Regions from separate parts of the Homo sapiens genome. Here region 1 is linked to region 2. Evidence: read pairs that join two places in POLR2A ChIA-PET (ENCODE). Cell type or tissue: MCF 10A. All regions are shown on one strand. Links, peaks and the distances in the headings refer to the core of each region. The heading gives the core; the rest is flanking DNA.

Region 1 (4,385 bases), core at 148-4,147, 86 kb before region 2:
GTTTGTTTTTCTTTCAATTGGAATTCTGTATTTAAGATGTTATGTCAGCTGACACATGGGACACTCCTGAAGAGGTGACTGGCCCCCCACCCTGTTTGGCGGTGAGTTTCCGCACCACCGGCCTCAGAAGTGTCCCTCTTGCTTCGTCTCTTGTTCGCTTGCTTTGTAAATACTTTGGTCCCAAGCTGAGACAATTGCTGTGTAAAACGTGAAGAGTCAATCCCAAAGGGTGTTATTTGTCAGAAGAACTTGCCGTGTGCCTTCACCGAAGGCAGTCAAGTCTGCAGTTGGATTTTTCTCACTGGTGAATGACAAGAAACAGGGATAATTTTGCACTGCGGAGATATTACGGGAGTTGTCTATATGATTATATATAGTACCTGATTCTTTGAACATATTATTGAACTCCAAAATGAATTCGACCTCCATTCAGGCTTCCTGAAATCTCTGAAGTTGCTGAAATTTGTATATTATTTTCCTTTTCCAATGCAAGATCTGCTGGTGACGGGAAATGACTGTCTGGTTTTATTATGGTTTATAAATTAATAAATGGGCTATTTAATTCTGTATATAAATTTACAGCAAGTACGTACACTGGAATGAATGAGGCAATCACGTTACACCAAATCAGCAGATCAAAAGACAAACACATATTTCTGAGACTTGAAGGTCCACATCCCCCCGCCCCCTGCCAAGATGGAGTCTTGCTTTGTTGCTCAGGCTGGAGTGCAGTGGCGCAGTCTCAGCTCACTACAACCTCCATCCCCCGGGTTCAGGTGATTCTCGTGCCTCAGCCTCCCGAGTAGCTGGGATTACAGGCATGCACCACCACGGCTGGCTAATTTTTTGTGTTTTTAGTAGAGACAGGGTTTCACCATGTTGGCCAGGCTGGTCTCGAACTCCTGGCCTCAAATGATCCGCCCACCTTGGCCTCCCAAAGTGCTAGGATGACAGGCATGAGCCACCGTGCCCAGCCTGATTGACAATGGCCTCTTGAAGGCTGGGTTTTCCCAGCCGGACAGTGCCCGCCCCACATGCTCCACTCCCACGCTTTCATCTGCAGGCCTGCCTTCCTCTCAGCCACCTCACTGCTGAGCTCTGTGGTAGAGAATTTCCTTTACCCATCAGGGTATGGTCTGGCTGGTAATACTGACTCCAACCCAGCTCCTTCATTTTATAGAAGGAGGCATTTCTGAATCATGTTTGTTCACCATGGCGAGACTCACTGCAGAATTTTTAACCACCTTATTTTAAGTCATTCATTCTAGGAACAGTCAAGCCCCTACCACAAAGGGGCCAGATCCGTTCAAGTGAGGAAGCACTTGCAGTTTCTGAATTTTGCTGTATATTTGTCCTATGTCACCCAACAGGCCCTTTGCTATAGCTGGGACATTACCAGACCCCAATACCTTAGGGTCTCACAGCCTGAAGGACACAGAGCATTGAATTATTAAAAGACCTGAAAATATTATAATGTTTTTCAATTGTCACCTGTTTTCAAGACTTAAATGCTATAGACTTTTCTGCAGGAATGACGTGTATATTCCTCACTGGCATTTACCAAAAATAAATGATGGTTTCCAGGGAATCAAAATTGGTCCCGATTTGTCAGCGAGGGTCTCTTTTTGAGTGGCCCTGTCTTCAGTGTGCCCAGCAACAAAATGTGGAAGGAGGAGAAAGAGCAAGCCAACTTGGCTGTCACGTCTGGATTTACTGCAACCTTTGTTTTTTCTTCTGAGCCAAAAATAAGGACGTGCAATTTGTGAATTGATTAGATGATACAATGAAAATAGGATCACAGCTAAATTAATGACGTGACTTTATTGAACGGAATAACATGGGAAGTCCAGGAACATTGTGGCAGCTGTGCTTATGAAACTTTTTTTTTTTTTTTTGGTATGTTTCATGTTTTTTGAGACAGGATCTCATTCTGTCGCCCAGGCTGGAGTACAGTGGCGCAATCCCGGCTCTCAGCAGCCACAACCTCCCAGACTCAAGGGATCCTTCCGCCTCAGCCTCCCAAGTAGCTGGGATACAGGCATGTGCCACCAAACCTGGCTAATTTTTGTATTTTTTGTAAAGATGGAGTTTCACCTTGTTGCCCAGGCTAGTCTCAAACTCTGGGGCTCAAGCTATCTGGCCTGTTATGTTTTTGGTTTAAGAGACAGGGTCTCACCTTATTACCCAAGCTGGACTGCGGTGGCACGACCACAGCTTCCTGCAGCACCAAACCCTACATTCCAGTCCCCTGCCTCAGCCTCCCAAGTAGCTGGTCCAGGTGTACACTACCACACCCAGCTAATTTTTAAAATATTTTTAGAGATGGGGCTCTGTGTTACCCAGGCTGGTCCGGAACTCCTGGGCTCAAGTGATCCACCTGCCTTGGCTCCCATAGTGTTGGGATTACAGGTGTGAGCCACCGTGCCCAGCCTGAAGCCATTTTTGAGTATTGACAGCCAAGACTGTGTACCTGCTACATGCCCAGCTCAGTGGTGAGCTTTTCACACACGATACCTTTGTGAGTTTTATTAGCCTTGTTTTTCAGGTGAAAATGAGGCCCAACGGGGTCAAGTCACTCATCTGGGATTACATAACTGCTTAAATCTGGCTCCAGAACCCATTTTTCCCCATTACTTAAGCCATCCCCAGCAAAGGATTTCTTTCAGACAGAAAGGGTTTGAGTTTCTGCTGAAACTGTTGCCCATGTCCTTTTCATTCATAATCTTTTTGTTTAGTGATTTACTAAGCACTGGCTGTGTCAAGCAGCAGGAAACAGATATGTAAGCCTCCTACCTTCAAAGCACTCAGCCTAAATGACAGGTATGTAACTAAGTAGCACATGGGAGCTACTTAGAAATGCTAAGACCCGGGGGATGGGGGACTAGGGGGAGGTGGCAGGGCTTACGCCTGTAATCCTAATATTTTGGGAAGCCAAGGTGGGCAGATCACCTGAGGTCAGGAGTGCAAAACCAGCCTGGCCAACATAGTGAAAGCCCATCTCGACTAAAAATACAAAAAACTAGCCAGGCGTGGTGGCACGCTCCTGTAATCCCAGCTACTTGGGAGGCTGAGGCAGGAGAATCGCTTGAACGTGGGAGGCAGAGGTTGCAGTGAGCCGAGATCGCACTGCTACACTCCAGCCTGGGTGACAGAGCGAGACCCTGTCTTCAATAAAACCCCACAAAACTTTAGTTACCATCTGACCCTGACCACAATGAGACCATTCCGATTAAGGGGTCCAGACTCAAGAAATCACAACTAGCAGACATATGGGCCACAGAACCCCCTCAGTGCACCTGGCCCTCCATGTTGCTGCTTAGGTGAGTCCCTTCACAAGGCTCATCTCACTCGAGGTGTCCACTTTACTTGCTGGAGAGTATCTGCAGCAGCCAGTCTACCAGCTCTTTCTACTGCTTTCTTCTGACCAGTAGATTCTGATTTGACCCTTTGAAATGAGCTTGGTAGAGGTCCCTCTGAGGCTTATATTTTCAATCTCAGATACATGGCTTTTTTGTTTCTGTTTTTGTTTTGAGACAGAGTCTCGCTCTGTCACCCAGGCTAGAGGGCAGTGGCGCAATCTCGGTTTGCTGCAACCTTCCCCTCCCAGGTTCAAGTGATTATCCTGCCTCAGCCTCCTGATTAGCTGGAATTAAAGGTGCCTGCCCCCACGCCCGGCTAATTTTTGTATTTTTAGTAGAGATGGGGTTTCACCATGTTGGCCAGGCTGGTCTCGAAATCCTGACTTAAGTGAGCCGCCTGCCTCAGCCTCCCAAAGTGCTGGGATTACAGGCATGAGCCACCATACCCAGCAGCATTTTAAACAATCTGAAACAAATGTATGAAAGTAGTGACCGTGGGTGTACTAACTTTCTAGAAGGTAGCTGAGCAATCTCAGTATTGAATTTGCACACCCTTTGACTCTACACAAGGTTTGTATCTACTAAGACACTTTTTTTTTGAGACAGAGTCACTCTGTTGCCCAGGCTAGAGTACAGTGGTGCAGTCTCGGCTTACTACAACCTCCACCTCCAGACTCAAGTGAGTCTCCTGCCTCAGCCTCCCGAGTAGCTGGGATTACAGGCACGTGCCACCACGCCCGGCTAATTATTTATTTTTTAGTAGAAACGGGATTTCTCCATGTTGGCCAGGCTGGTCTCGAACTCCTGGCCTCAAGTGATCTGCCCGCCTTGGCCTCCAAAAGTCCTGGGATTACAGGCGTGAACCTCCACGCCCAACCCTATATACACTTAAGACACTTTTAACAGTGGCCTAAAAATGGAACCAAGCCAGGAGACTAGAGTCTCACTTCAGTAAATTGTGGTGAGTCCACACCATGGCATCCTATGCAGCCTCAAAAATCACAACATCGCCCGGGCGCAGCAGCT
Region 2 (4,385 bases), core at 243-4,242:
CATGCAACACCACACCTGGCTAATTTTTAATTTTTTTGTAGAGACAGGATCTTGCTATGTTGCCCAGGCTGGTTTCGAACTCCTGACCTCAAGTGATCCTCCTGCCTCTGCCTCCAAAGCGCTGAGATTACAGGTGTGAGCCACCACTCCCAGCCAGTTGTCTTTAGGAGAATCCAAAGGTTTCCCTGCCAGAGTGGTAATCAGTGCTCCTGGCCCATGCAGAATTGAGTTGTCCAGGCCCGGCCCACAGCAGAGGCTCAGGTCACGGGTGGTCCAAGCTGCAGGAGGGGCAGATGACTGGCTTCCATTTGGGTGTTGGACATGGTTGTATGGAGGAGAGGGCGTGTTTGGTGTAGGCCAAGCTTGTCCAACCCATGGCTGCATGTGGCCCAGGATGGCTTTGAATGCAGCCCAACACAAATTTGTAAACTTTCCTAAAACATTATGAGGTTTTCTTGTGAATTTTTTTTTTTTTTTTGAGACTAAGTCTCGCTCTGTTGCCCAGGCTGGAGTGCAGTGGTGCAATTTCGGCTCACTGCAAGCTCCGCCTCCTGGGTTCATGCCATTCTACTGCCTCAGCCTCCTGCGTAGCTGGGACTACAGGCACCCGCCACCACACCTGGCTAATTTTTTGTATTTTTAGTAGAGACGGGGTTTCACTGGTTAGGCAGGATGGTCTCGATCTGACCTTGTGATCTGCCCGCCTTGGCCTCCCAAAGTGCTGGGATTACAGGCGTGAGCCACCATGCCCACCCGTGAATTTTTTAAAGCTCATCAGCTATCATTAGTGTTAGTGTTAGTGTTAGTGTTAGTGTTAGTGTTAGTGTATTTTATGTGTGGCCCAAGACAATTCTAGTGTGGCCCAGGGAAGCCAAAAGATTGGACACCCCTGGTCTAGGCCATGGGGAATAGCCTTTCACACGGAGGCAAAGAGGACTGAGCCAGAGCTGAGAGGCTGCAGGTCTAGGTCAAAGGGCCAAAACATGCGGCTGGGACTTTGGGGTTCATGTCCTTCCTTTAATTTAGGCAGCTCAGGGATGAGAGGAGGAAGGTCTTTTGGTAAATAAGACGTGAGAGTTTGTGTCTGGGCTACAAATCGGCCGAACTGACAGGATGTCTGCTTGCCGAGAGAGTGGCCAGTGGCTGGTGGGGGCTGAGGAGCTGAGACCTGCCCACTGTCCTTCGCGCTGGACTGGGTTTTACCGCTGGTCAGAGTGGTGGCCCTGAAGTTTGCTCCTGCATGGAGTGCAGACCATTAGCTCTTAAAGCTTCTTTGGGCTTTTCCCTTCATAGGAGTCCCAGCTCTTGATACTACAAGCTTTGGGGTGAAAGTAAAGGTCACAGATGACCACAGACATTTGTCTCGGATTTCCATCTGCACTGCCTGTGGTGTGGAATGTAGACCTGATAACAGAATCTGTTTACTGACTGCCTGCAGGTCAGGCTGACATAAAGTCACTTCTCCTCCTCTTGGGCACACCAGCCAGGCTGGATCAGGCGCTGCTACCGGCAGCTGACAGCACACCTGCTCCCCGTGTTTCCCAGGCCTGCAGTCCTCATTCCCTCTGCTCTGTGGCCCCCTGGCCCCTCTTTCTGTCATCTGCGCAGGCGATCCTTCATCTTGCCTCAAGGCGTTTGCATCTGCTATTCCCTCTCTCTGGAATGCTCTTTCCAAACCCTTCATCCTCTGGTGAATCCCTACACCTTTTCATATCAGCTGGGGCATCACTTCCTCAGGGAAGCCTTTCCTGACAAACTGGCCCAGCATCTCTGTTACCACTGGTGGAGATGGACACCTTTTCCATTTAGCCGTTTATAATTTTCTCTTTGCGGGGTTGATTGATGGTCTGTCTTCCCCAACCACCTAGACTAGGTCCACAAGGGCAGAGACTGTGCCTGTTTTATTCATCCTTGTTTGCCAGGCTGCAGCTGGCACTCAGGTGCTCAACAATCATCTGTTGAGGGAAGAGTAGCATGGGCCACATTATGAGAGGCAGTAGGGAGCTATGGCAGGTTCTTGAGGAGTGACACCTTTAGATGATCTGGCTGCTTACACAGGGAGTGCTTGGAGCTGGGTTCTAGCTCCGAGACAGTCTCTGTGATATGGGCATGAAGTGATCAAGAGGAACCTGGCCTGAGGTTGTTTCAGGAAGAGTAGAAAGGGCTGGGGGTGAAAGGAATATGTGGGGTAGCTGTTTGGACAGGTGAGGGTCTAGGTGGGAGAGGAAGCAGGGGGAAGAAGCAGGCATAGTGTCTGCAACCGTCAGGTTGAGGCCACCTTCAGGGAGCCAGGACAGCAGCAGTGGGAGTGCCTGGTGGGCAGAGCCTGGTGGGCTGTGGCTGTGTCAGTTGAGTCAAAACCCATCACTTTGCAGGAAACCCTCCAAGCCACGTGAGACCCCACATTTAGGTACAGTCAAAAAGAAGACCAGCTCTGGGGCTGGGGCACCATGAGATTCTGTCTGCTGAGCTACTGTGTGCTGTCTTGGGACCAAGATAAATAAAACCGAGCCCCACCCTCCAGGTCAGCTCAACTGCAGCTGGGCACCCAGGCACACAGAAAATTAGGACATAGTGTGACACACTCGTGGAAGTCAGGTGGCACCCACAGCGGTGGGATGAATCACCTCCACTGGGCTGGGAATAAAGGACAGGAGGAAGAGGGCGCCTGTGCCTCCTTTTGTCTTTTCCCTCCTCTGTTCCAACAGGCCTGGAGGAAGCAGCTGGGTGCAGCCTCTCTGACTGGCTGTACACTGCGTGGACCAGTGTCCTGCCCCCACCCTTTGCACAGGCCCTGTCTCCCACCACCATCTTCACAGCTTCCTGGCCCCCTCTCTGCCTTCTCAGAGTCCCACTTCCCTGATTCTTTGTTTTACTTTATTTTTTCTTGAGGTGGAGTCCCGCTTTGTCACCCAGGCTGGAGTGTAATGGCATGATCTTGGCTCACTGCAGCTTCCGCCATCTGGGCTCAAGCAATTCTGCCTCAGCCTCCCAAGTAGCTGGGATTACAGGTGCACACCACCAAGCCTGGCTAATTTTTTTGTATTTTTGTATTTTTAGTAGAGACAGGGTTTCACCATGTTGGCCAGGCTGGTCTCGAACTCCTGGCCTCTAGTGATCCACCCACCTTGGCCCCCCAAAGTGCTGGGATTACAGGTGTGAGCCACCATGCCCTCCCCCCCACTTCCCTGATTCTGGTAACCTGGTCTCCCAGAACAGGTGGCAACGGGACCCCAGCCCTGGTGGTACCCTGACTGCCCTCACCAGTGAGTGGGCCCAGGCAGGCAGCTCTGGGCCCTGGGGAGAGATTTGGGGCACAGGTCTGATGCAGGAGTGAGGGAATGTTGTGGGACCAACAATGGTGCCATTGTCCCTGTGCTTGTTTCTAGATGAGGAAACTGAGAGGGAGAGAGGTAAAACAACTGGTCAGACCCCCATGGAGAACAGGCGTCTGAATCAGACCATGGGCTCCAAAGCCACCATTTTGTCCTATGATTGCCACACCATGGGCTCCGGGAGGGTCGAGGAGCTCTGTCTTTCCTGCTCCCTGCTGGGTTCCCAGCCCCTGAAATCTGGGCTCCTGGCACATAGTAGGCTGGTGATATCTGTTGATTGGAGGCTGGGTACTTGGAACAGCAGCCAGGAGCGCAGTCTGTCTCTCCAGCTGTCTTTGAGGGTAGTTGACAGAAGGGAACGTTTTGTCTCTTGGGTGAAGAAACAGGCACAGGGCCCAGAGCCGCCTGCTCGAGCCCACTGGCCGGTGACAGCAGTCAGGGCACCACCAGGGCTGGGGCCCTGCTACCTCCTCACCTCCGCTCATCAGAGGGTGAGGAAAGGGCTTTCCTCTTGTGTAAGTGACATCAACAAGTGTGCCTCTGTCATTACGCCAATCTGTAGAAAACTGGCTTTTCTTTCTTTCTTTCTTTCTTTTTTTTGAGACAGAGTCTCACTCTGTGACCCAGGCTGGAGTGCAGTGGCGCGATCTCAGCTCACCGCAACCTTTGCCTCTTGGGTTCAAGTGATTTTCCAGCCTCAGCCCTCCGAGTAGCTGGGACCACACGTGTATGCCACCACACCCTGCCAATTTTTGTATTTTTTGTAGAGATGGGGTTTCTCCATGTTGCCTAGGCCAGTTTCGAACTCCTGAGCTCAAAGCGATCCACCTGCCTCGGCCTCCGAAAGTGCTGGGATTGCATGTGTCAGCCACTATGCCCAGCTGGCTTTTCTTTCTTTCTTTTTTTTTTTTTTTTTAAGAGACGGAGTCTTGCTCTGTCGCCCAGGCTGGAGTGCAGTGGCGCAATCTCGGCTCACTGCAAGCTCCGTCTCCCGGGTTCATGCCATTCTCCTGCCTCAGCCTCCTGAGTAGCTGGGACTACAGGCGCCTG

What was found. Peaks named below come from ENCODE experiments on the same cell type or tissue, not always from the same donor. Only the 100,000 strongest peaks of a DNase experiment are listed, where the experiment ranks them.
Region 1: POLR2A ChIA-PET joins it to region 2 with 5 read pairs; 5 of 35 experiments call an interaction of 5 or more read pairs at or near these places.

The regions. Positions count from the first base shown.
Region 1 is chr19:16,547,040-16,551,424 of GRCh38, reverse strand. SLC35E1 (solute carrier family 35 member E1) reads left to right here. Exons shown (of 6, transcript NM_024881.5): 6 at 1-1,588. Among named protein-coding and RNA genes, the nearest start is that of CHERP, 6.8 kb to the right of the region's middle. RefSeq lists an enhancer at 3,288-3,387. In MCF 10A, for the core only: no CTCF peak of the experiment used is centred there; no DNase peak of the experiment used is centred there.
Region 2 is chr19:16,461,172-16,465,556 of GRCh38, reverse strand. The region is part of intron 1 of EPS15L1 (epidermal growth factor receptor pathway substrate 15 like 1); the gene reads left to right. Among named protein-coding and RNA genes, the nearest start is that of EPS15L1, 8.6 kb to the left of the region's middle. RefSeq lists enhancers at 1-881, 2,592-3,259, 3,260-3,927. In MCF 10A, for the core only: no CTCF peak of the experiment used is centred there; a DNase peak (open chromatin) is centred at 2,586.